2 separate regions of the Homo sapiens genome follow, and region 2 is linked to region 1. Evidence: read pairs that join two places in POLR2A ChIA-PET (ENCODE). Cell type or tissue: K562. All regions are shown on one strand. Links, peaks and the distances in the headings refer to the core of each region. The heading gives the core; the rest is flanking DNA.

Evidence for each region. ChIA-PET counts read pairs that join two places held together with the same protein. Peaks named below come from ENCODE experiments on the same cell type or tissue, not always from the same donor. Only the 100,000 strongest peaks of a DNase experiment are listed, where the experiment ranks them.
Region 2: POLR2A ChIA-PET joins it to region 1 with 6 read pairs; 2 of 35 experiments call an interaction of 5 or more read pairs at or near these places.

Annotation. Positions count from the first base shown.
Region 1 is chr1:25,586,674-25,602,189 of GRCh38, forward strand. It overlaps a transcript of LDLRAP1 not described here. Among named protein-coding and RNA genes, the nearest start is that of MAN1C1, 22 kb to the right of the region's middle. RefSeq lists a silencer at 14,445-14,739. In K562, for the core only: no CTCF peak of the experiment used is centred there; no DNase peak of the experiment used is centred there; H3K27me3 peaks cover 1,438 bases.
Region 2 is chr1:25,258,191-25,270,892 of GRCh38, forward strand. It overlaps LOC105376882 (a long non-coding RNA gene), which reads right to left. Exons shown (of 2, transcript XR_947099.3): 2 at 11,269-11,942. It also overlaps a transcript of RSRP1 not described here. Among named protein-coding and RNA genes, the nearest start is that of RHD, 8.0 kb to the right of the region's middle. RefSeq lists an enhancer at 8,544-9,061. In K562, for the core only: no CTCF peak of the experiment used is centred there; a DNase peak (open chromatin) is centred at 9,858; H3K4me3 peaks cover 1,869 bases.

The DNA of each region.
Region 1 (15,516 bases), core at 6,295-10,294:
TTGAGGTGTGTCTTTGCCCTCACTGGGCTTCTCCTGCCTCACTCCCACTCTGGGCACAGCTCACACTCCAGGCCTGAGCAGATGGGGGCCCTGACCAGGGATGCCTGAGCCCTGATGGTCCTCAATCCACTCTCAGATGCAGATTCACATCTCTGAGCCCCAGCCTGAGCTGAACCCTGACTCTAGTTCTAAGCTGAGACCCAAAGCTGACCCTAGAGTGAGCATGACCCCAGCTCCATGCTTAGCCATGATCATAGTCCCAGACTGAGCCCTAATCCTGGTTCCAGGATGGATCCTCAATCTGGTTCCAGGCTGAGCCCTGAACTTGCTCTAAAACTGAGCCCTCGTCTTTTAGACAATTCTTTGAACCCTGTTCCAGGCTGGGCCCTTACTATACTCTAAACTCTAATCCTGGCCCCTAACTAAACCTTGACTCCGATCAGAAATTCTGTCATGATTCACTTCTATTTTGTTTATTTTATTTTATTTTATTTTTGAGACAGAGTCTCACTCTGTCGCCCAGCCTGGAGTGTAGTGGTGTGATCTTGGCTTGCTGCAGCTCCAGCCTCCTGGGCTCAAGCTATCCTCCTGCCTCATCCTTCCAAGTAGCTGGGACCACAGGCATGTACCACCATGCCCTGCTAATTTTATTTTTTATTTTGTAGAGACAGGGTCTTACCATGTTGCCCAGGGCTGGTTCTGAACTCTTGGCCTCAAGTGATCTTTCTGCCTCAGCCTCCCAAAGTGTTGGTATTACAGGTGTGAGCCACTGCATCCGGCCATGACTCACTTTTAATTTCAGTCCTGACCTCCGTCCTTAGCTGATCTGTGCCTGTGACCACAGTCTAACCCCTAATTTCCGAACAACAAACCAACCGTTAACCTCAAACCTAGCCCAAATGGGAGCGCAAGATCCCTTCCAATGGCAGGACTTGTGCTGGAACCAGAAGGAAAGTTAGTGTTTCACCGAGCGGAGCTGTGGAAACTGTGCACATAGGCGTGGAGTGGGAATGTGGAGAATGGAAATGGCCAACCCGAGAAGAGAAAGAGTTACTGAGAACTGCTATCCACGGTGGGAGTGGGCGTGGCGGGAGGACTCTGGGTGCAGTCACAGCTGGGGTTCAAATCTAGGGTCCACCGCATATCAGTAACCTTATTTTGGATGGGTCAGGTGTGTGTGGGGAAAAGAAAGAGAGATCAGATTGTTACTGTGTCTATGTAGAAAGAAGTAGACATAAGAGACTCCATTTTGTTCTGTACTAAGAAAAATTCTTCTGCCTTGAGATGCTGTTAATCTGTAACCCTACCCCCAACCCTGTGCTCCCTGAAACAAGTGCTGTGTCAACTCAGGGTTAAATGGATTAAGGGCTGTGCAGGATGTACTTTGTTAAACAAATGCTTGAAGACAGCATGCTCCTTAAGAGTCATCACCACTCCCTAATCTCAAGTACCCAGGGACACAAACACTGCGGAAGGCCGCAGGGACCTCTGCCTAGGAAAGCCAGGTATTGTCCAAGGTTTCTCCCCATGTGATAGTCTGAAATATGGCCTCGTGGGAAGGGAAAGACCTGACCGTCCCCCGGCCCGACACCTGTAAAGGGTCTGTGCTGAGGAGGATTAGTAAAAGAGGAAGGAATGCCTCTTTGCAGTTGAGACAAGAGGAAGGCATCTGTCTCCTGCTCGTCCCTGGGCAATGGAATGTCTCATGTAAAACCTGATTGTATATTCCATCTCCTGAGATAAGGGAAAACTGCCTTAGGGCTGGAGTTGGGACATGCGGGCGGCAATACTGCTCTTGAAGGCATTGAGATGTTTATGTGTATGCATATCTAAAGCACAGCACTTAATTCTTAACCTTGTTTATGATGCAGAGACCTTTGTTCACCTGTTTACCTGCTGACCCTCTCTCCACTATTATCCTATGATCCTGCCACATCCCCTTCTCTGAGAAACACCCAATAATGATCAGTAAATACTAAGGGAACCCAGAGGCCGGCGTGGATCCTCCATATGCTGAACGCCGGTCCCCTGGGCCCCCTTTTTTCTTTCTCTATACTTTGTCTCTGTGTCTCTTTCTTTTCCAAGTCTCTCGTTCCACCTAACAAGAAACACCCACAGGTGTGGAGGGGCAACCCACCCCTTCAAAGTGGCCTCACAGAGGTTCTGTTTTTCCGTCTTAAAGTGGGTCCGCCCTGCTTTTCTCTTGGGTCATGGAGCGCCTTGAGAGTGCCATTTCCATCTTGTCTTTAGGTCCTATGTGCTCTCCCCGCTGCCTGGACCACTCCTCTTTCCATGTCCACTTCTGCATCTGCAAGATGTAGTGTTCCTTCCTCTAAGAAGTCTTCCTGGGCCGGGCATGGTGGCTTACGCCTGTAATCACAACACTTTGGGAGGCCGAGGCGGGGGGATCACCTGAGGTCGGGAGTTCGAGACCAGCCTGACCAACATGACAAAACCCCGTCTCTACTAAAAATACCAAAATTAGCCAGGCGTGGTGGCGCACATCTGTAGTTTCAGCTACTCAGGAGGCTGAGGCAGGAGAATTGCTTGAACCTGGGAGGTGGAGGTTGCAGTGGGCCGAGATCACACCACTGCACTCCAGCCCAGGCAACACAGCAACACTCCATCTCAAAAGAAAGAAAGAAAGAAAGAAAGAAATATATCAAGGGCTGGGGGTGAGCAACACTAAGGAGTATGCTTGTTGAGTGTGATGGTTGACTTTATGCATCAACTTGACTGGGGTAAGGGATGCCCAGATAGCTGGTAAACCCATTATCATTATGGGTGTGTGAGACGTTTCTAGAAGAGATTCACATTTGAATCCATAGACTAAGTAAAGAAGATCCACTCACACCAATGTGGGTAGGCACCATCCAGTCTCTCACAGAATGAAAGAATGGAGTAATAATATAGAATATAGAATAAAATGCTGGAGGAGGGGTAAATTCTCCCTCTCTCTCTTCTTGAGCTGGGACCTCCATCTTCTCCCGCCCTCCAGCACTGAAGCTCTTGGTTTTTTGGGTCTTCAGATTTGGGCTGAATTACACCAAGGCTTTCCTGGCTGTCCAGTTTGCAAATGGCAGGTCATGGAACTTCTTGGCCTCCATAATTGTGTGGGCCAACTCCCATAATAAATACCCTCTTACGGGCCGGGCGCGGTGGCTCATGCCTGTAATCCCGGCACTTTGGGAGGCCGAGGCGAGCGGATCATGAGGTCAAGAGATCGAGGCCATCCTGGCCAACATGGTGAAACCCCGTCTCTACTAAAAATACAAAAAAATTAGCTGGGCATGGTGGCACGCGCCTGTAGTCCCAGCTACTTGGGAGGCTGAGGCAGGCGAATCACTTGAACCCAGGAGGTGGAGGTTGCAGTGAGCCAAGATTGTGCCACTGCACTCCAGCCTGGTGAAAGAGGGAGACTCCGTCTCTAAATAAATAAATAAATACCCTCTTATATGTATAGCTCTCTGTATCCTATTTGTTCTGTTTCTCCAGAGATCCTGACTAATACGCCAAGGCCCAGGGCTGCATGCCCAGGACTCAGGAAGAGTCTCGAAGAATCCTCTGCACACAAGAACACTGCTATCCGCCGAAGCTGATGTCAGCTATTCCCTGCAGACTGGCCTGGTCCAGCAGAGCCAGCTCTGCTAAACTACCACAGGCAGGAAGAAAATGAGCCACCAGGGGCCTCCACACTTGTCTCTCATAAAAGATATATGCTCCACAAGGACAGGGGTTGAGTCTGTCTTGTTCCCTGCTCAATAATTGTGTGCTATGGATAAGTAAATGAATGGATCAAGAGATAAGGATGGAAGAGCAATTTACAAACCCAAAGCATTGTGCAAGGCAGGGCATAATTGGGTAGGAATGCTTCTTCTAGAAGTTATTCCTTAGGAAAGGCCAAACAAAAAGTCTATTAATAGACCCGATTAATAAACATCAGCCAAGGTAAATGTTAACAGGAAGTATTTCTGCAAATGTTGGCGGTCTCTCAGGCTGGGCTCAGAGTAGGCTGGCATGCTGGTGAAGAAGACTTCCTGCCTCCTGTTTGCTCAGAACATGTTCTCAGGCCTAGGGGAGCCTCCTTCTTGAACCCCAGAATGGGTGCCACAGTCCCAGGCTTGCCGCATCCTGGAAGTTCACCCTACTTCAGTATGCAGTCAGATCCAGGTACGCAGGGACGCAGTGTGCGGTCAGACCCAGTTATGCAGGGATGCAGTGTGCGGTCAGACCCAGTTATGCAGGGATGCGGTGTGCGGTCAGACCCAGTTATGCAGGGATGCGGTGTGCGGTCAGACCCAGTTATGCAGGGATGCGGTGTGCGGTCAGACCCAGGTATGCAGGGATGCGGTGTGCGGTCAGACCCAGTTAGATGGTCCTTAAACATGCCATGCTGATTTGCCCCTGGGGGCTTCACTTGTGTTCTTCCATTGTTCCTCTTTTCCTCACTTCCTTCAGGTTTCTGTACAAATGTCGCCTCCTCAGAGAGGCCTCATCTGACCCCATTCAAAATTAGCAGCCACACAGAGGTATAATATGCTGAGAAAAATTTAAAAATAAAAATAAAATAAAACAGCAGCTGCTGTTGCCATAATTATCCATTAAAAATATCCCCTAACCCTGTTTTAATTTTTTTTTTTTTTTTAATTTTTGAGATGGAATCTCCGAGGCTGGAGTGCAGTGATGCGGTCTCAGCTCACTGCAATCTCAGCTTCCCGGGTTCTGGGCTCAAGCAATTCTCTTGCCTCAGCTTCCTGAGTTGCTGGGATTTACAGGCATGCACCACCATGCCCGGCTAATTTTTGAATTTTTAGTAGAGACAGTTTCGCCATGTTGGCCAGGCTGGTCTCGAACTCCTGACCTCAGGTGATCTGCCCACCTTGGCCTCCCAAAATGCTGGGATTACAGGCGTGAGCCACCGCACCCTGCCTTAATTTCTTGAAAGGACTTATTGCAAGTTGAAATTGTATATAAGATACATTTGTTTTTATTAATTTTATCTGATTCCCTCTTCATTCTAGAGGGGAAGTTGGACAAAATACATTATTTTTTCTTTTTTTCTTTTATTTCTTTTTTTTGAGACGGAGTCTCACTCTGTCACCCAGGCTGGAGTGCAGTGGTGCGATCTTGGCTCACTGCAACCTCCACCTCCCCGGTTCAACCAATTCCCCTGCCTCAGCCTCCTGAGTAGCTGGGATTACAGGAGCTCGCCACCACGCATGGCTATTTTTTTTTTTTTGTATTTTTAGTACAGATGGAGTTTCACCATGTTGGACAGACTGGTCTCAAACTCCTGACCTGAGGCAATCCACCAGCCTCGGCCTCCCAAAGTGCTGGGATTACAGGCATGAGCCACTGCTCCTGGCCTTTCCTTTTCTCCTTTTCTTTTCTTTTTCTTTTTCTTTTCTTTTTGCAGAGTCTTGCTCTGTTGCCCAGGCTGGAGTGCAGTGGCACGATCTTGGCTCCCGTAACCTCCACCTCTGGGACTCAAGCTGTCCTCCTACTGAGCTCAGCCTCCCAAATAGCTGGGACTACAGGCGCATGCCATCATGCCTGGTTAATTTTTGTATTTTTTGTAGAGATGGGGGTTTCGCCATGTTGCCCAGGCTGGTCTTGAACTTCTGGACTTAAGTAATCTGTCCACCTCGGCCTCCTCAGTGCTGGGATTACAGGCGGGAACCACCGCGCCTGGCCATTTTTCTTTTTTTTCTTGAGATGGAGTCTCGCTCTGTCACTCAGGCTGGAGTGCAATGGCGCCATCTCGGCTCACTGCAACCTCCACCTCCCGGGTTCAAGCGATTCTCCTACCTCAGCCTCTCAAGTAACTGGCACTACAGGCGTCCGCCGCAACGCCCAGCTAATTTTTTTTGTATTTTTAGTAGAGACGGGGTTTCACCGTGTTAGCCAGGATGGTCTCCATCTCCTGACCTCGTGATCCATCCGCCTTGGCCTCCCAAAGTGCTGGGATTACCGGCGTGAGCCACTGCGCCCGGCCCATTTTTCGTTTTTTAAAAATAAATAAATAAGTTTGTCCTGTTTACCGCTCTATATCCAGCACCTAGAACAGCGCCTGGCACCTAAGCAGGCATTTGGTAAAACTGTGCCAAATGAGTGAGTGCGGACAGCGTCCTAGTCCTTCACCAGCCCCCTCTCAGCAGCGCAGGCAACTGGCCCAGCTGTGTCTCCCGCACGGGCCGGCGGGCGCTGTGATGGAGGCAGTGCAGGATGCCGTGTGAGCCCGAGGAAGGACTTGCAGCCCTGCTGAGGGGACGAGGCGAGGCTTCTTGGATGACGCCACATCTAAACTGAGATCCGAGGGCTGAGTAGGAATTCTCTTAAAGAGGAGGAGAGAGGGCCGGGTGCGGTGGCTCACGCCTGTAATCCCAGCACTTTGGGAGGCCGAGGGGGGTGGATCACCTGAGGTCAGGAGTTCCAGACCAGCCTGGCCAACATGGCGAAATCCTGTCTCTACTAAAAATACAAAAATTAGCCAGGCATGATGGTGGGTGCCGTCATGCTACTTGGGAGGCTGAGGCAGGAGAATTGCTTGAACCCAGGGTGGAGGTTGCAGTGAGCCGAGATCGCACCATTGCAGGCCAGGCTGGGTGACAGAGCGAGACTCTGTCTCAAAGAAAAAAAAAAGAGAGAAGTAGAGAGTTCAGGATAGAGGGACATACAGGTGCAAAGTTCTGAAGGCAAGAGAGAGTCTGGCAAGTGGGTAGAAAATAAAGGAGATTCATGGGTGTGTATGAGAATGGGGAGAACAGGGTGGGCTCATGAAGGATCTGGAGTGGCTCTTAAGTCTGGACATGACATGCCCAGAACAAATATCTGCAAATAGCTCCAGGAACTTTGCCATATCCAGCATCTCTTGTCCTGGTAATAAATACTATTTGCTTAATATTTTACTTATAGCTGAATCAGTTTACTTAAATACATTCATATAAAAAGGAAACCCTCTGTAACACTATCCTAATTTGTATGATATACACAAAGTAACAGTAAAACTAAACCAAATGAAAACAAAATTCAGATGCTCCTTGACTTAACATGAGGTTACATTCTGATAAACCCATCGTAAATTGAAAATATCCTATGTCAAAAATGCATTTAATATTCCTAACCTACTGAACATCATAGCTTAGCTTCACCTCCCTTAAATGTGCTCAGAACACTTAAAATAGTCTACAGCTGGGCAAAGTCATCTGGCAACCCAGTCCATGGTGGAGTATCTGCTGTCTACCCTCATAGTCCTGTGGCTGACTGTGAGTTGCAGCTCCAAGTCAAAGCACATATTGCCAGCCCAGAAAAAGATCGAAAATCAAAATTCCAAGTACAGTTTCTACTCAATGCTCATTGCTTTTGCATCATCATAAAGTCAAAAAAATTGTAAGTTGAACCATCATTTAAGTCAGGGACTGTTTGCAGTGTTATATTTCATTGCCTAAGACTCTGATTTTACAGTCTACTTTCTCTTTTTAAAAAGGGAGAATCACAAGTGTCAACAAAGTGTTAAAGACATGGTAGCACCAGATGGAACTTTCTGTCTCGGTTCTTTCTAAGATTACTGTATTTCAGTAATTACATAAAATAATTTTTTTTTGAGAGGGAGTCTTGCTCTGTCACCCAGGCTAGAGTGCAGTGGCACAATCTCAGCTCACTGTAACCTCTGCCTCCTGCATTCAAGCAATTCTCCTGTCTCAGCCTCCTGAGTAGCTGGGATTACAGGCACGCGCCACCACACCCAGCTAATTTTTGTATTTTTAGTAGAGATGGGATTTCGCCACGTGAGCCAGGCTGGTCTCAAACTCCTAACCTCAAGTGATCCGCCCTCCTCGGCCTCCCAAAGTGCTGGGATTACAGGCATAAGCCACCGCACCAGGCCAAATAATCTTATAAATGGTACAATTTCCACACATAGAGAAACTTGCTGTAAACTTTTCAGGTGTCTGGCTGAATAGGAGTAGGATATGGAAGAGGAAATGAGGTAATAGCTAAGAAAACGAACAAGCCAATCAATCAATCAGTCAAGTTTTGTCCTCTCACTCCCTTACATTGTAAAACCTACTCATCCACTCATCCACCCATCCAATCACCTGGGCATACACCTGCCTGCCCATACACCCACTGACCTTTCTGTTTATCTGCCTGCCCATTCACAAACCCATCTACTTACCCACTTGTATCTGCCTGCCCCTCTATCTGAGCATCTTCCCACCTGCCAAATATATGTACCCACTCTCTCCACCAAACCACTTTCCTAAACATTCCCCATCCTTTCCTCCATCTACCTGCCTGTCCATCCATTCATTGTCCATTTATCTATCCATCCACCCATTCATTCAGCCATCTGTCCACCCAACCTTCCATTCACCTGTCCATTCATCTACTTATCCACCCAACCTTCCATTCATCTGTCTATCCATTCTTCTACCCAAACTTTCATTCAGCTGTCTATCCATCTATTCATCCACCCAAGCTTTCATCCATCTGTCCATCCATCCATCCATCCATCCATCCATCCATCCAATTCATCCATATGTCCACCCAAGCTTCTATCCACTTATCCATCTATCCATCTGTTCATCTGTTAATCCATTCATCTATCCATCTACCCATCTGTCCACCCGTCTGTCTATCTATCCATCTATCCCACGAAATACAGTCCCACATAATACAATTCCCTAGTTCTCCTCCTATTCTTTCTAACACAGAAACTGTGGCCATGACCTCTTTAATTGATTTGAATGTGGAGTCTTATTGCTTCATACAACCCTCAGTCCTACCTGAGTTGCTTCTTGGATTGTTCCTGGATAGAATCTCTGAAAATCACCTTATTCTTGCTGTCCCTGACCCCTTGCCCCCATATACGCCTCCCTGGGTCTTCTTTTCCCACAACCTTACCAGGGCAGAGGCCTAGAGTTTCAAAGCTAGAAGGACTTGGACAACCAAGTCCAGTGCTTCCAGTTTCTAGATGGGAAAACTGAGGTCTAGAGTGGGCAAGGTGCTTAAGCAAGGTGACAGGGTGAGCTAGTCACAGTGCAAGGAACCTTTACTTTCCCAAACTAAATCCTCCAGTTCCCGGAAGTATGTATTGATTTCTAAAATGACAGGGCTCAAAGCATCCTTAGACATCAGCTCATTCAGTGTTTTCTCACTCAAGGAGAAGGGCCTCACAGAGAAGGAGGTTGGGAATGGTCTAGTTGCTGAGTCCTACATTCCTATTCTTTTCTTTTTCTCTCTCTCTTTTGAGACAGAGTCTCACCGTGTCACCCAGGCTAGAGCGTAGTGATGCAATCTTGGCTCACTGCAGCCTCTGCTTCCCAGGTTCAAGTCATTCTTCTACCTCAGCCTCCATAATAGCTGGGGTTACAGGCATGCACCACCACTACTGGCTAATTTTTGTATTTTTAGTAGAGACGGGGTTTCACCATGTTGGCCAGGCTGGTCTCGAACTTCTGACCGCAAGTGATCCATTGGCCTCAGCCTCCCAAAGTGGTAGGATTATAAGCGTGAGCCACCTCTCCTGGCTCCTACATCCCTATTCAACCACAGGATAGGAGTATGTAAGATTTTTTTGAACAAGAGATTTTGCTGCTAAGAAAAAGATTTAAAATCTTTGTTCTTATCCAATGCCCTCACTTTATGAACAAGGCAGCAGGCTCAGGGAGGAAGAGGTTCTTACTTAAGATCTCATAGTAGGTAAGTGGAAGAGCTGGGTCACTAAATCAGGTCTCCTGGCCCTGTCATTTTTATTTGCTAAGCATCTGCTGGCTTTAGAGGGACCTGAATTGTGGTGGCCAGGGAAGAGGGAATGCTACTCTTCTATTTCAGGAATTCCCAGATCTGGCTTAGGGAAGGCAAATGCTGCAATTTTGCTGTTCATAAACTGATGAGATACTACACTTTAAGAAAAAATCAAATGTGGGCCGGTCATGGTGGCTCATGCCTGTAATCCTAGCATCTTGGGAGGCCGAGACGGGTGGATCACCTGAGGTCAGGGGTTCAAGACCATCCTGGCCAACATGGTGAAGCCCTATCTCTACTAAAAACACAAAAATTAGCTGAGCGTGGTGGCACACACCTGTAAACCCAGCTACTCAGGAGGCTGAGGCAGGAGAATTGCTGGAACCCGGGAGGCAGAGGTTGCAGTGAGCCAAGATTGCGCAACTGCACTCCAGCCTGGGTGACAGAGGGAGACTCTGGCTGCTGAGGGAAGGCAGGCAGGGTGAAAATTGTACCCTAAGTCCCTCCTGTATGATGGCTTCTTCCCTTCTCCTTTTTTCCTCTTTTTAAAAATATATATTTTAAGGCTGGGCCCAGTGGCTCATGCCTATAATCCCAGCACTTTGGGAGGCAGGCAGATCACCTGAGGTCAGGAGTTAAAGATCAGCCTGGCCAACATGGTGAAACCCCATCTCTACTAAAAATACAAAAATTAGCTGAGCATGGTGATGGGCACCTGTAATCCCAGCTACTTGGGAGGCTGAGGCAGGAGAATCGCTTGAACCCAGGAGGCAGAGGTTGCATTGAACTGAGACTGTGCCATTGCACTCCAGCCTCGAGACAGAGCGAGATTCTGTCTCAAAAAAAAAAATTATATATATATATATATATATATATATATATATATATATATGTACACACACACACATATTTTAGAACCAGGGTCTTGCTATGTTGCCCAGGCTGGAGTACAGTAGCTACTCACAGGCATGATCATAGCATGCTACAACTCCAAACTCTTGCCTCAGTCTCCTGAGTAGCTGGGACTACAGGCATGCACCACTGTGCCCAGCCCTCCCCTTCATAGCTGTCTCTTTGCCTTACAAATTCTGTTAAAGTTGTGAGAGCTGAGCACACTTTGCTCACTGTGATTGTGGGTTTTGCCACTGAAAATGGCAGTCCCACGCAGGAGAGACACAGGATGCTTTCCTCCCCCGATACATGGGGCAAATGGCTCTCTGCTCCCTGAGTGGAGGGCAGCAGTTTTGGGGATTTTTGTACTCCTCTAGCTCAGCTCCATTTGAAACTCAGCCTGTTGATGTTCTCTGGGATCTAGGGCCAAGCTCTCTAGCATCTGACCTTGTCCTGCGACCTTCCACCTGCACTTGCTGTCACTCTGAGTTTTTTGTTCTCACCAGCATTTGCTGAAGCATCATCCTTGTTTATCTGCCCTGCCTGGGCCTTTTAACACAGGTGAACTCACCTTTGTATAACATGCGATGGTTAAGAGCAGGCTCTGGAGTCAGGCTGTGTGGGTTCAAATCTCAGCTACACTGTTTACTGGTGTGCTCTTGGGCAAATTACTTAACCAGTTTTGGCCTGTTTCCTCGTCTGTAGAATGGATATATAAAATGATAGGAAGATCAGAGAAAATACTTGTGCTGGGATCCGAAGGAAGAGGGGAAGAAGAGAGAAGGAAGGGAATCACAGACAGAAGCAAATAGCGTGTGCAAAGCCCTGTAGCAGCAAGAAGAGGCAGGGAGACTTGAGAGAAGGCCCAGGACTGCAAAGAGGCGACAGCTTGGCTCGCTCAGCCTCTTTTGTTGTGTGTCTTCCTGTACTAGAGAGACTCAGAAGCTAGATGTCTCTGAAGCCAAGGGTGCAGGTCAGATGCGACTTAGGCTCTACCAATCAGATGTACCATGGATGTTAATGTTCTAAGTCAGGGGCCATGTTTCTCTGGTCTTTGGACAAGCAGAGTCAAGGAGGTATTTGTTTTTCCACAGCAGCTGTTGCAGAGGGCTCAGCGTCTAGATCCATGTGTTGTGATTGTAGGGGAAGAGCTTGGGTCACCCATTCTGCGGCATGGGTCAGGGTAGAGTACTGTCCTTCCTGGAGCCGGCAGGGGTGGTGGCCACCTGATTTCCCAGCTTCTTGATTATGGTGGTGGCTGCAGCTCCCCTGGCAGGCCAGTTCTGCAGTGTTCTTCTGGGGATCATTTCTGGAAGCTCAGCCTAGAGTCAGCCTCTCCAACCCTCCCAACACTGGTGTAAGTACCTTTCCCTTGTATTAAATTCCTTTCTTCCTAAACAAGCTGCTGCAGTTCCTGTGATCTGAAACGGAGACTGACTGTGGTGTATTAAAGCGAAACATAAAGTTTTCCCATTGAGAAATGAAGCTTATTTTGCCTCCCTTCAATTGGCACCAGCCCTGTGACTGCTTAACCAAAAAGAAAGTGGTGGAACTGATGCTCGTCAATTCTAGGCCTAGCCTGGAAATTAAGAGCTACTGGAATGCTCACTCTTGAGACACTCTGTCTCAGAACCCAGCTGGCATGCTGTGAGAAGCCCCAGCCACATGGAGGGCTGCATGTTGGCACTCCAGGCAACAGCCCCAGTTGAACTCCCAGGCAACAGCCATCATCAACCATCAGACATGTGAGTAAGCCACTTTGGAAAGCCAGCCGAGTCAAGCCTCCAGATGACTACAGCCCCAGAAGAACCATACAGCTGAGCCCAGTCAACCCAGAGAATCACAAGAGATATAAACAGTTGTTTTAGGGCACTAAATGTTGGGATGATATGCAGTAAAAGATAACAAAACACTGACTGCTACAGGCCAGGGAAGCAAGAGGCAGCTGGAGGAGTCAGCAAAGGTGGATTATTAGCCGGGCCATGGTTAGCAGCTTTATGGATATCCGAGGAGATAGAAAGGTAGAAAGGTGGAAAGGTGGCCAGGCATGGTGGCTCATGTCTGTAATCCCAGGGCTTTGGGAGGCTGAGGTGGGCAGATTACCTGAGGTCAGGAGTTCGAGACCAGCCTGACCAACATGGCAAAAACCTGTCTCTACTAAAAATATAAAATTAGCTGGATGTGGTGGTGAGCACCTGGAATCCCAGCTACTCGGGAGGCTGAGGCAGGAGAATTGCTTGAACTCAGAAGTTGGAGGTTGCAGTGAGCCGAGATTGTGCCACTGCACTCCAGCCTGGTCAACAGGAGCAAAACTCTGAAAAGAAAGGAAGAAATAAGAAAGAAAGAAAAGAAGAAGAAAAAGAAAGATAGAAAAAAAGAAAGATAGAAAAAGGAAGGAAGGAAGGGGAAAGAAAGAAAGAAAGAAAGGAAAAGAAAGAAAGGTGGGAAAATGACATAGTGGAAAGGTGACATGGTTGCATCTACCTTTCATATGGGCCATTCTGCCTGCTGTATGGAGAACAGATTGCAGGGAGCCAGAGAGGTGGACCAGCCTGGAAATTATTGCTGTTGTTGAGGCAAGAGCTGAGTGTGGCTTGGGACAGGGGGTAGTGGTTGAAGGGGAGCCAGGTAGATGCATCAGAGATAAAAGGATAATACTGGGTGTTGGCTGAGGGGCTGCAGGCTCTCTGTGTGAGTTCTACCTGCCTAGTTCCTTCTAAGGGCCTCGTACCTCTACAGAGTCACACAATGGAAAGAGCAAGGGCTCAGGTATCGGATATATTGGGTGTTAATCTTATATCCAACACCCACCTGCTGTGTTACCTCGGGCAAGTCACCTAACTTCTCTGGACTTCAGTTTTCCTCTTCAATCAAATGGGACCATAAGAAGGATGATAATAATAATTTCATTGATTTGTTGAGCAGTGCCTGGCACACGGTAGGCACTCAATAAATATTTGTTGAATAAATGAATTGAATAGGCTGGAATTGAGGGGGGACAAGGAGGAAATGGTCTCCTTTACCTGCAAACTTGCTCTATAAAGAACCGATTTCCCTTCTTGACTCCTGCTGATAATTCAGGCAGTTCTATGGCTTTCTGTTCCCTTTTGGTCAAAGTAAACAGTTTCATTTTGATAATTAAAACTCACGGCAGTAACTAGAAAGTCCACTCTGACCCAGTGAAATGTAAAATTTTGATTTCGCCTCCAGTTAGAAGGTGAAACAAATCCCTCCTTCAATCAGTACCTACTGTGTGCCAGCCCCTGTGTGTGGTATAGTCAGCTAAGGGCTTGAATCATCAGGAAAAATACAGGAAAGCCTGTTAAATTTGAATTTCAGATAAATAATCAGTGTCCTTTTGGTATATGTATGTCCCCAAATAATGCATGGAGCGTACTTAGTAAAAATTATTTGTAGCTTATCTGAAATTCAAATTTAACTGGATTTCCTGGCCAGTATTTTTTTTTTTTTTTTTTTGTGAGACAGAGTCTCACTCTGTCACCCAGGCTGGAGTACAGTGGCACAATCTCGGCTCACTACAACCTCTGCCTCCCAGGTTCAAGCACTTCTCCTGACTCAGCCTCCCAAGTAGTTGGGATTACAGGCGTATACCACCACGCTCGGCTAATTTTCATTTTTTTGTTCATTCGTTTGTTTGTTTTAAGTAGAGACAGGGTTTCCGCATGTTGGCAAGGCTGGTCTTGGACTTCTGACCTCAAGTGATCCACCTGCCTTGGCCTCCCAAAGTGCTGGGATTACAGGCGTGAACCACCACCCCAGCCCTGCCCAGTATTTTTATTTGCTAAATCTAGCAACCCCAGGGGCAGAGGACATGGCCCTGAAATGACTTGGCCCTTGTCCTGTGGGAGTGTTTGCCTTGGCTAAAGGCGCTTGACTCCATGTGGGTAAACAGGAGCTGGAATACCTTCCCCCTACTTTCCCTTAGTATAGTGGGCATTACCTCCATGGGAGAAGGCTGGCTGCCTGCCAGTGAGATTGGAGCAGCACTCCTTTGTCTAAATGACTGGTCCCATTGCCTAGGTATCCACCATTATAACTACAACCCTTTGACCTTTGGAGGCTTCCTTCCTTCCTTCCTTCCTTCCTTCCTTCCTTCCGTCCTTCCCTCCCTCCCTCCCTCTCTCTTTCTTTCTTTTTCTCTCTCTTTCTCTCTCTCTCTTTCTCTCTTTCTCTTTCTCTCTCTCTTTCCCTCCCTTCCTTCCTTCTTTCTTTCTTTTTCTTTCTTTTCTTTTCTTTCTTTCTTTCTCTCTCTCTTTCTTTCCTTCCTTCCTTCTTTCTTTCTTTCTTTCGTTTTCTTTCTCAGAGTCTTGCTCTGTCACCCAGGCTGGAGTGCAGTGGCACAATTTTGGCTCACTGCAACCTCCACCTCCCGGGTTCAAGCAATTCTCCCGCCTCAGCCTCCTGAGTAGCTGGGATTACAGGCACCTGCCACTATGCCCGGCTAATTTTTGTATTATTAGTAGAGATGGGGTTTCATGATATTGGCCAGGCTGGTCTCAAAGTCCTGAACTCAAGTGATTTGCCTGCCTCAGCCTCCCGAAGTTTTGGGATTACAGGCGTGACCCACTGTGTCCTGCTGGAGGCTTGTTTCTTTTCAGATGGTTAGGAGAGCACATGTGCCTCGGGAGGGTTAAAGGCAAGTTAGCGAGCACTTGATGTGACAACCAATGGGGAGCAGGAGTTTCTGAGAGCAGGATTCAGGGTTGATTTCCTAGAAGGGGTTATGGTGCTAACAGAGGGCAGGAATGGTCTCGTGCGGGAGTGGGAAGGCCCCACACGGGGGACTCTGTGCCTAGCTACTGGCAGGACGTCCCCTGCACCTCTCCAAGCGAGGGCTGAAGAGAAAGAACCTGGAGC
Region 2 (12,702 bases), core at 7,510-11,509, 330 kb before region 1:
ATTTATTTGAGACAGAGTCTCGATCTGTTGCCCAAGCTGGAGTGCAGTGGCACAATCTCGGCTCGCTGCAACATCCGCCTCCCAGGTTCTAGTGATTCTCCTGCCTCAGTCTCCTGAGTAGCTGGGATTACAGATGTGCACCACCATGCCGGCTAATTTTTGTATTTTTTGTAGAGATTGGGTTTCATCATGTTGGCCAGGCTGGTCTTGAACTCCTGACGCTGTGATCCACCTGCCTGGGTCTCCCAAAGTGCTAGGATTACAGGTGTGAGCTACCGTGCCCAGCCGGCAACTGGTGTTCTCATGGGAGAAGAAGACTTTTTGGAAGACCCTGTCATTGCGTTTGTGAGACTGGCTCCTGCTGTCCTCCTCTCAAAGCTATCTGAGGTTTCTGTTGCTATGACATAAATAATTAGTTCCAATTATTCTCTCAGTAGGTTCAAAACCAAAAATTTTTATCTACTGAATGAACAAGAATACTGCTTTATGTAATAAAAACTCATTTAAATTTTTAATATTCAGTCATTATACCAAATACTTTGAGTATTAAAGCATAAAGAATTATCTTTCTTTCTGGAACCAAACAATGAAATAAATATCTCTTAAAAAAAAACTGCATTTGTACTCTTATAAGAAGTTTGGCATCATAGGAGATTTGGCCTAGAAAACACTTTGTCATTTTAGAGGTGTTATCCAATGTTCGCGCAGGCACTGGAGTCAGAGAAAATGGAGTTGAATCCTTTCTCTGCCACTCTTTGAGGAGAATCTCACCATTTATTATGCACTGTAGAATACAACAATAAAATACAGCCATGTACCACATAACAACATCTTGGTAAACAACAGACTGCATATATGATGGTGGTCATCCAGTAAGCTAAGGTTAATTTATTATTATTCCCTTTTTTTTTTCTTTTTTTTGAGATGTAGTCTTACTCTGTCACCCAGGCTAGAGTGCAATGGCACCATCTTGGCTCACTGCAACCTCTGCCTCCTGGGTTCAAGCGAATCTCCTGCCTCAGCCTCCGAAGTAGCTGGGAATTACAGGCACCCACCACATCTGGCTAATTTTTTGTATTTTTAGTAAAGATGGGGTTTCACCATGTTGGCCAGGCTGATCTCAAACTCCTGACCTCAAGTGATCTGCCTGCCTCGGCCTCCCAAAGTGCTGGGACCATAGGCCTGAGCCACTGTGCCCGGCCTTGTTTGCTTTTTTAACAGTTAACAGTGTGCTCATAGAAACTGCTTTGACATGACTGCAATCATGTGCTTCATAGAAACTTAATTAGATTATACCACTAGAGTCTTCAGATTTTTATACTTTTTTTTTTGAAACGGAGTCTCACTCTGTCACCAGGCTGGAGTGCAGTGCCGCAATCTCAGCTCGCCGCAACCTCCGCCTCCCAGGTTCAAGTGATTCTCCTGCCTCAGCCTCCCGAGTAGCTGGGATTACAAGTGCACACTACCACGCCCAGCTAATTTTTGCATTTTTACTAGACAGGGTTTCACCATGTTGGCTAGGATAGTTTCACCAGGATCTCTTGGCCTCATGATCAGCCTGCCTCGGCCTCCCAAAGTGCTGGGATTACAGGTGTGAGCCACCGTGCCCAGCCTATACTTCCCTTTTTGAATACCATTTGGCGTTTTGAAGAATTAACAGCTTTGTGAACGTGGCAGTGCTTGTGATTCAGGCTTCCACTGAGACCAAGGGGAGAACCTGGTTGCAGGACAAACAGACGGACAGCGTGTGGCAGTGTTTAAATGCTCTTCTGAAGGCTGATACGACAGCTCTCTGTGCACTGATTGTATACGCATCCCAAGATTATATTATTGTTTTCTATTGCTATGTGTCACACTTTGCCAAACAGGATGTGGAAAATGAATAAGCGGTTTTCTTAGGCACTTCTTAACAGACAATTGGTCAAAATGAACTCCATTGCTTAAGAAACACATAAACACCATTTAGTCACTGAATATAGCTATATGTATGGTTGCTACTATGGGGAATCTTGTTTTGCCAATTTTCTTTGAAAATTCTGGCAGACCAAGGTTCTTTTTGTTTACACAATACTTGAAAAATAAAAATGAACAAGCCAACAAACTACCAAGTTTTCACTTACATAAATGTAGTTACATACAGAAAATGTGACTGTGAATTTTTTCTAGGACTTTTAAACTATAAGCACTATTTGCACGAAAGAGAACCAATCTATCAATTACAAACTCACATAATTTTACAGATTTTTTTTTCCCTACACAGCACATAAAACAGAAGGAATTTGAAGCCACCCTCCAAACACAGGGGAAGGAGGCTGTGTGTATATCCTCATTGTCTTTCACATTCTAAGGTGGTTCCACTCAGTGACTGAAATCCTTAAGTGTTGTATTAGTCGGCTTGGGCTACCATAACAGCAGCTTAAACTGTTGTTAAGCCACTCAGACTTAAACAACAGAAATTTATTTCCTTATAGTTCTGGAGGCTGGAAGTTCAAGGTGCCGGCAAGGCTGGTTTCTGGTGAGACCTCTCTCCCTGTCTTGCAGATGGCTGCCTCCTCCCTGTGTCCTCATAGAGCCTGTCCTCTGCTTTTACACTTCTGGTGTCATCTTCCTTTTTTTTTTTTTTTTGAGACAGAGTCTCGCTCTATCGCCCAGGCTGGAGTGCAGTGGCCCGATCGATCTCGGCTCACTGCAACCTCTGCCTCCCAGGTTCAAGCAATTCTCCTGCCTCAGCCTCCCGAGTAGCTGGGACTACAGGTGCCCGCCATCATGTCTGGCTAATTTTTGTATTTTTAGTAGAGACAGGGTTTCACCATATTGGCCAGGCTGGTCTCCAACTCCTGACCTTGTCATCTGCCTGCCTCGGCCTCCCAAAGTGCTAGGATTACAGGCGTGAGCCACCGCACCCGGCCTCTTTCTCTTCTTATAAGGACACCAGTCCTATTAGATTAGGGCTCCACCCTCATGACCTCATTTGACCTTAACTATTATTTCTTTAAAGCACCTATTTCCAAATATAGTCACTTTAGGGGTTAGGGCTTCAAAATATGAATCTGAGGGAGATCAATTCAGTAAATAGCAGTAGTCATTAACGGACAATATATACAAAGATAATTTCGTGATTACTGTCCTTATGCATAAATGTCCTCAGTGTTCCACTGCCTTTATCCAGATTTACTATCACAAAGACTTTGCTCTGAGAAAAATGTGATTTCTTTCTTTTTTTTTTTTTTTTGAGACAGAGTCTCACTCTGTCACCCAGGCTGGAGTGCAGTGGTGCAATCTCGGCTCACTGCAATCTCCGCCTCCCAGGTTCACGCCATTCTCTTGCCTCAGTCTCCCGAGTAGCTGGGCCTACAGGCGCCCGCCACCCTGCCCAGCTAATTTTTTGTATTTTTAGTAGAGACGGGGTTTCACCATGTTAGCCAGGATGGTCTCAATCTCCTGACCTCGTGATCCACCTGCCTCAGCCTCCCAAAGTGCTGGGATTACAGGCATGAGCCACCGCGCCCAGCAGATTTTTTTTTTTTTTTTTTTTTTTTGAGATGGAGTCTTGCTGTGTTGCCCAGCCTGGAGTGCAGTGTTATGATTTTGGCTCACTGCAACCTCTGTCTACCATGTTCAAGCGATTCTCCCACCTCTGCCTCCCGTGTAGCTGGGATCACAGGCACACGCCACCACACCTAGCTACTTTTTGTATTTTTAGTAGAAATGGGGTTTCACCATGTTGGCCAGGATGGTCCCGAACTCCTGACCTCAAGTGATCCTCCTGCCTCGGCCTCCCAAAGTGCTGGGATTACAGGTGTGAGCCACTGTGCCTGGCCAAAAATGTGATTTCTTATTTCCCACATTGCCAATTCCATTTCAATTAACTATAATAGCTATGTCTATTGAGCACTCAAGTGTATTCTAGAAACTGTTCCTGATTCTGGGGATATATCCATGAATCAACTATAGTCCCTGTTATTAAGTAATCTGTAGTCTGACTAAACCATTAGAAATTTAAAAAATGGCTACTTTCAAAGACATCTTGGAGTTCAGGAGTCCCACACTGCGAACCATATTACCTAATAATCCAACCTGCTTGTAATTCACTTATTTAACCAATATTTATTGAGTGCCAACTTTGAGCCTAAGATACAGCAGTAAACAAATGGATAAAGTCCCTGTCCTCATGAAACTTGTATTCTAATGGAAGAAACAGAAAACAAACAGATATAGGATGTAATATCAGGTAGGGATAAATACTTTGAATTCAAACAAAAGTATACGTAGTCAGGGTTCGCCAAAGAGACACAGCCAATCGGATACATAGATATATAAAAGAGGGTTTATGAGTTAGAAAGGGCTCACATGATTACAGAGGCTGAGAAGTCCCACAGCAGATTGTCTGCAAGCTGGAGACCCAGGGATACTGGTAGCATGGCTCAGTCCAAGTCCCAAAGCCTCAGAATCAGGAAAGCTGATGATATAATTCTTAGCCCAAAGGCCTTAGAACCCCAGCGGTGACGGAAAGGCTGATGTAGGTCCTGGAGTCCTGAGACCCAACAGCCTGGGATCCTGAAATCCAAGGGCAGGAATGGAAGCGTGTATTCCAGCTCCAAGAGAGTAAGACCAATTTGCCTTTCTTCCGTTTTTGTTTCAAGCCACCTGCACATTGAGGGCGGATGGTTCCCTCTTAGTCCATTCAGTCATATATCAATCTCTTCTGGAAATACCCTCACAGACACACTAACAAATAATGCCTTTCCAGTTCTCTAGGTATTCTTTAATCCAGTCAAGCTGACACCTAAAATTAACCATCACAAAAGTTAAGGAGAAAGAAGACAACTTGTAGGGGAGGCTGCTATGCAAGACAGTGTGTGAAGGAAGGGCTCTCTGAAGAGGTTAATATCTGAGCAGAGACTTGAATGAAGTGAAGAAGTGAGCCATGTGGGTATGGGGAATACAACTTCCAGGTAGAGAAGACAAGTGTGGTGTGTATCAGGGTCAGCAAAGAAGCCATGTGACAGAGAAGGGTGGGCCAGGGAGAGACGGATAAGTGATCTAACTCCTGAGGAGGTGGCCTGGCCAGGAGCTAGAGCATGAAGATCTCGTAGGACTTTATTCTGCAAGGTGAAAAGCCATTGTATTAGTCTGTTCACAAACCCGAGACTAGGCAATTTACAAAAGAAAGAGAGGTTTAATGGACTTACAGTTCCACATGGCTGGGGAGGCCTCACAATCATGGCGAAAGGCAATGAGGAGCAAGTCACGTCTTACGTGGATGGCAGGCAAAGACAAAGACAGCTTGTGCAGAGAAACTCCCCCTTATAGAGCCATCAGATCCTGTTAGACTTATTCACTATCACAAGAACAGCACGGGTAAGACCTGTCCCCATGATTCAGTTACCTCCCACTGGGTCCCTCCCACAACGCATGGGAATTCAGGATGAGATTTGGGTGGGGACACAACCAAACCCTATCATTCCACCCATGGCCCCTCCCAAATTTCATGTCCTCACATTTCAAAACCAATCACACCATCCCAACAGTCCCTCAAAGTCTTAAATGATTTCAGCATTAACTCAAAAGTCCACAGTCTAATGTCTCATCTGAGACAAGGCAAGTCCTTTCCATTTATGAGCCTATAAAATCCAAAGCAAGTTAGTTACTTCCTAGATACAATGGGGGTACAGGCATTGGGTAAATACAGCCATTCCAAATGGGATAAATTGGTCAAAACAAAGAGGCTACAGGCCCATGAGAGTCCAAAATCCAGTGGGGCAGTCAAATCTTAAAGCTCCAAAATGATCTCCTTTGACTCCACATCTCACATCCAGGTCACGCAGATGGAAGGGGTGGGTTCCCATGGTCTTGGGCAGCTCTGCCCCTGTACCTTTGCAGGGTACAGCCTCCCTCTCAGCTGCTTTCATGGGCTGGCATTGAGTGTCTGCAGCTTTTCCAGGTACACGGTGCAAGCTGTCGGTGGATCTACCATTCTGGGGTCTGGAGGACCTCTTCTCACAGCTCCACTAGGTGGTGCCCCAGTAGGGACTGTGTGTGGGGTCTCTGACCCCACATTTCCCTTCTGCACTGCCCTGGCAGAGGATCTCCATGAGGGCCCTGCTCCTGCAGCAAACTTCTGACTGGGCATCCAGGCATTTCCGCACATCCTCTTTAATCTAGGCGAAGGTTTCCAAACCCCAATTCTTGACTTCTGTGCACTCGCAGTCTCAACACCACATGGAAGCTGTCAAGGCTTGGGGCTTGCACTCCCCGAAGCTACAGCCCAAGCTCTACCTTGCCTCCCGTCAGTCATGGTTGGGAGTGGCTGGGATGCAGGGCACCAAGTCCCTAGGCTGCACACAGCATGAGGACCCCGGGCCTGGCCAACAAAACCATTTTTTCCTGATACCTCTGGACCTGTGATGGGAGGGGTTGCCATAAAGACCTCTGACATGCCCTGGAGACATTTTCCCCATTGTCTTGGGAATTAGCATTTGGCTCCTGTTACTCATGCAAATTTCTGCAGCCAGCTTGAATTTCTCCTCAGAAAATGGGAATTTTTCTTTTCTATCACATTGTCAGGCTGCAAATTTTCCGAACTTTTATGCTCTGCTTCCCTTATAAAACTGAATGTCTTTAACAGCACCCAAGTCACCTCTTGAATGCTTTGCTGCTTAGAAATTTCTCCTGCCAGATACTCTAAATCATCTCTCTGAAGTTCAAAGTTCTACAAATATCTCGTGCAGGGGCAAAATGCCGCCAGTATCTTTGCTAAAACATAACAAGAGTCCCCTTTGCTCCAGTTCCCAACAAGTTCCTCATTTCCGTCTGAGACCACCTCAGCCTATGGACTTTATTGTCCACAGTGCTATCAGCATTTTGGGCAAAGCCATTCAACAAGTCTCTAGGAAGTTCCAAACTTTCCCACATTTGCCTGTCTTCTTCTGAGCCCTCCAAACTGTTCCAAACCCTGCCTGTTACCCAGTTCCAAAGTCACATACCCATTTTTGAGTATCTACGGCAGCACCCCACTCTACTGGTACCAATTTAGCCACTGAAGTAGTTGGAGAACAGAAGTAATAGACTCTGGTTTACATTGTAAAAGCTTCTCTGTGGCTGCTGTGTGAAGAAAATATATGAGAATGAAGCCCCAAGATGAAGCAGGGACACAGTTGCAGTGGTTAGAGTAAGAAATGCTGCTGGCTGGCACTGAAGTGATAGCCTGGAGGTTTGTGTGTGCACATGCATGTGTATGTGTTTTACGATAGTAGGCCCAACAGATACTGTAATCCACACTTGTTTTTTTTTTTTGAGACAGAGTCTCACCTGTTGCCTAGACTAGAATGCAGTGGCACAATCTTGGCTCACTACAACCTCCACCTCCCAGGTTCAAACAATCCTTGTGCTTCAGCCTCCCGAGTAGTTGGGATTACAGGTGTGTGCCACCGTGCCCAGCTATATTTTTTGTATTTTTAGCAGAGATGGGATTTTGCCACATTGGCCAGGCTGGTCTTGAACTCCTGGCCTCAAGCAATCCTCCCACCTTAGCCTCCCAAAGTGCTGAGCCACCACACCTGGCCGCAACTGATTTTTAATCATGAAATGACACATACATTTAAAAAACCCAATACCTATAATATTCCTGGCTAGTACTCTTCACATCTATATCATCAAAAACAAAGAAAGTATGTGAAACTGACACAGCCAAGGGGAGACTAAGGAGACATAACAATTAACTGTAATGTGGTATTCTGGAGGGGATCCTGGAACAGAAAAAGACATTAGGCAAAAAACTAAAGAAATCTGAATAAAATGTGGATGTCAGTTAATAATAATGTATCATATTAGTCCAGTAATTGTAACAAATATACCACAATAATGAAAGCCATTAATTATAGGGAAAATGGAGGGGTTAATATGGGTGGCTGGCTTTTGCTATTTCTAGCAGCTCCATTTTATCTGCAAAAGACAAACATTCATTAAGTCCCAAAAAGGTAAAGAATGACAAATTAAGCATGTATCTTATTAGTAAGAGTAATATAAAGATGCTCACTCCTATTTATAAATATTTGACAATCATGTTAAGGCCACAAAAGAGAAAAAAGGGTAGGGGCAAAAAACGCAAAGAGAAAGGAGTTAGTATCTTTTCTCCCGCACTCATTAGCTATTAAAAGAGGATGTTTGTTTAAAGCTGCTCAGAGCTGGTAAACTAATGTTAAGTCACTAACGGGAATTTAAAAGGTTTCATTAAGAACTGCCTGCACTAGATTCCTCCACCCTGAGACATTAAACAATCACGATAAACCTCCTGAGTGGTAAGAACTTGTCCATTTAAAAACAGGCTATAGATTGTATCATGCAGTTTTATCTACTAATCGGCTAATATCCCGCCAAAAACAAAAAACCCCAAAGGGATGAAAGTTTCATCCATCAAAGGAAACAACAGTCACCTTGGTTCCCATCTCACTCATATACTGCCGCCGTACATGTCAATCAGATGAACCTGTGCGTATCTCTTAATGACAATTGACCCACATTTTTGACTGAAGTGAAAGGGGGTTCTGCTCCGCGACCACTTCCTGGATCTCCCCCTCCACCCTCTGTGTTCTTTCGGGTGCACCATCGGGTCAAAGCCGCAGCAACGCCGTCTCTGTGTGATCGCATGTGCCCTTCTGCACACGACCTTCCCCCGAGAGTGACCAGCTACCGGACAGGCACCAAGGAGGGCTACCGAGCACCTCCCGGACCGGCGGCTGCAGGATCGCGAGCGCCTCCGCTAGGGAGACTGCACGTTGCGCCTGTGCTTCCTGCGGTGGCGCCTTCTGCAAGGAGACCTCGACCCTGCTCCCTCTCCGGGGCTGGATCTGACTCCTTGACGGTGATTCCAGACGCGAGACCCAAACTGACGGCTTCTAGAAGAGGGGCGAGCCCGGCCGCAAGTCTTTCACGTAGCTAAGTCATCGTTGCTTCCGGCTTCTTACCGTTCTCCCCTTTGTAAACGGTTACCTCCCGAAAACCCAGGCTCTCCTCCAACAGTGGTTCTCAAGCGAGGCGATCTTCCCCGGGAGGGGATATTTGGCAAAGTCTGGGGGCATTTTTGGTTCACTGGGGCTGCTACTTGCATCCACTGGGTAGAGGCGGGGGATGCAGCTACACAACCTGCGAAGCACGGGACAGCACCCTCCCCAACCCAGACAGAATTAGCCGGCCCAAAACCTCAGTAGTGCCCAGGCTGAGAAACCCTGCCTTAAACAAACAACAAAGAAAAGCCAAGTCCCATAAGTGGGTCACCGCGCCGAGACTGGGGTCCACGGGACACCCCAGCCACGCCAAGCCGGGAAGTCCCCGCCTCCTGGAGCTGAACCCGCCCCTCTCCCAGAGGTGGAGCTGCGGGGGGCGGGAACAGGCACGGAGAAAATAAACAAGACTAAAAAGTCCTGAGTAGCGCTGTGTGGCCGCAAACCTGAACCCACCTTTTGCACCACGCGGGACCCGGCACGCTTCCTGCCACCCACCCCTGAGAGGGCTGCGCGGCCGACCCCAGTACTAGAAAACACTCGTCACCTCAATCAAGACGGGTACGAAGGCCAACGGACGCCTTCCTTTAGAACGCTCAGCACACAGAGCAACTTCTCACGCCTACTCTCAAATGGCGTACTCCAAACTAGCACTCCCGACGTCCAGCTGTGAACCCAGAGCGGCGGAAAGCCCCTGAACCCAGCGCCCGGGCATGCGCAGACGCGTTGTTGTGGTGGGCGTGGCTCCCTCCGGACCCGGCGCCCCGCCCTCCGCCCCGTGTCCGCATGCGCGACTGAGCCGCGGGGGTGGTACTGCTGCATCCGGGTGTCTGAAGATCCGATGAAATAACATATGCAAAATGATTGGGTCCGTGATTGGCATTCCAGAAATGGTAGCTGTTATTCAGCCAACAAATATTTATTGAGCACCTACTATGGACTTCCCTGGTGCTGAGGATACAACAGCAACCACAGCAGTCAAAAGTCCCTGTCTTCATGTTGCTCAGATTCTCATAGGGGAAAGCAAATAATGAACAAATACACGGCCGGGCGCAGTGGCTCACGCCTGTAATCCCAGTACTTTGCGAGGCCAAGGTGGGCAAGTCACCTGAGGTCAGGAGTTCGAGACCAGACTAGCCAACGTGGTGAAACCCTGTCACTACTAAAAATACAAAAATTAGCGCGGTGTGGTGGCTCATGCCTGTAGTCCCAGCTACTTGGGAGGCTGAGGAAGGAGAATCGCTTGAACCTAAAAGGCAGAAGTTGCAATGAGCCAAGATCGTGCCACTGCATTCCAGCCTGGGTGACAGAGTACTCCGTCTAAAAAAAAAACCTAAATACACAAGTAAAAATATAGACCTCGTCAGATGCTAGTAAGTGCTGTGAAGGAAACTAAAAGGGGAACACAAGGAACCCTTGTCAAGGGGAGAAGAAAGGGGAGTTGATGCTGTCCTTTTAAATAGGGCAGTCAGAGGCCGGGCACAGTGGTTCACACCTATAATCCCAGCACTTTGGGAGGTTGAGGTGGGTGGATCACTTGAGGTCAGGAGTTCAAGACCAGCCTGGCCAACCTGGTGAAATCCTGTCTCTACTAAAAAAACAAAAACTAGCCGGGTGTGGTATCACGCGCCTATAATCCCAGCTACTCGGGAGGCTGAGGCGGGAGAATCACTTGAACCTGGGAGGTGGAGGTTGCAGTGAGCCGAGATTGTGCCATTGCAGTCCAGCCTAGGCAACAAGAGCAAAACTTCATCTCAAAAAAAAAAAAAAAAATAGGGCAGTCAGGGAAAACTTTCCTGAGAAGGGGATGGTGGAGGATCCAGGGAGGTGAGGTGGGGAGCAAGCCAGTACAGTTGTTCCTTGACTTTCGATGGGGTTATGTCCTGATAAAGCCATGGTAAGTAGGAAATATTGTAAGTCAAAAATGCATTTAATACATCTAACCTACGGAACATCATAGCTTAGTCTCACCTACCTTAAACATGCTTAGAACACTTACATTAGCCTACAGTTGGGCAAAATCCTCTAACACAAAGCCTATTTTATGATAAAGTATTGAATATCTCATGTAATGTACTGAGTACTGTACGGAAAGTGAAAGACGGAGTGGTGGGATGGGAACTCTAAGCGCGGCTTCCACTGCATGTGTGTTGCTTTCGCGCCATCATAAAGTTGAAAAGCGTTAAGTCAAACCATCGTACGTCGGAGGCCATCTGTATCTGGTAGGAGGAGTGTTTCAGACAGAGAGAACAGCAGGTGCACAGAGTGCTTTTTTCCCAGCATTTTATTATGAAAAATTTCAAACATCTACCAAAAAAAGTTGAAAGACTTGTACAGTGAAAAGCCATACATCTCACAGCTAGAATCAACAATTAACATTTTACTGTATTTGGTTTTTGACTTATCTATCCTAGATCCCTTGTGCTTTCTGTAGCAGGTGACCTGCCTTGAAGATTTAAAGACAGAATATCAGGAAATGTAGTCAGAAAATGGGGCCTTTTATAAGAGTCAGAGGGGAAGAGCAAAACCTCTGCTTTTGACAAATCTGTTGGGAGAGGCCAACTGCAGGGATACCTCCCTTTTTTAATGAAAGCATTTCTGTTCTGCGAGGAGCGGGATCCTCTTGTCAAGCAGTCAGTCCCTGCTGCTTCCTTACTGGGGCAGGATCAGGACGCACAGGGATTTGGAGTGCCTTGGAACCAACCACCACCCACGCCGTTTGCCAGCTGGTAAACATGCCCATCAGGTCCGGGGGTTGGCATTGCCTGGACATCTTTAGTGTTCATCTTGCTGACATCTGGTGCCCTCGGGCAGGTAGGTGCAGTTGGCTGCCTGGTTTACAGAGCTTGTACTGGGCCCAGGTTAGCAGAGGTCACATCCATTTATCCCACTGCGCAGAGGAGTTCCTTCTCAGGAAACCCAGTTTATAAGAAGTACTGACTGCCAGAAATAGAGCAGAAATGAGAACCAGGAGGCAATTGTGAGAGGAATGGAGACTTCTGACCTCTGGGGATTGGGGTACCCTCCCCCTTAATTGCTGTTGGGGTAGCAGAGGGCTTAGAAGCCCATGTTCCTAGACTTTTAGAATTGGAAGAAGACTTAGAAGTAATCTAGGCTGGGGGTCCCCAACCCCCAGGCTGTGGCCCGTTAGGAACCTGACCGCACAGCATGAGGGATAGGCCAGCGAGCACTACCGCCTGAGCTCCGCCTCCTGTCAGATCAGCAGCGGCATTAGATTCTCATAGGGGCACAAACCCTATTGGGAACCGCGCATGAGAGGGATCTAGGTTGCGTGCTCCTTAGGAGAATCTAACTAATGCCTGATGATCTGAGGTGGAACAGTTTCATCCCCAAACCATCCCTCCAACCTCACCCCGGTCCATGGAAAAATTGTCTTTTACAAAACCCGTCCCTGGTGCCAAAAAGCTTGGGGACCCCTGATCTAGGCTACAGTTAAGTGGTCAAACACCCAGGTCCTGAAGTTAGGCTGCCTGGGTTTAAATCCCAGCTCTACTGCTTACTAGCCCTGTGACCTTGAGCAAGTCACTTAGTTTTTCTGTGCCTCAGTTCACTCATTTGTAATAAATCCTAATAGTACCCATCCCAGTGTCATGAACTAAGTTCATATATGTAAAGTACTTAGAATGGTGCCTAGCAAGTACTTAATAACAGTTAGCTCTGAAAATGTATAAAGCAAAAT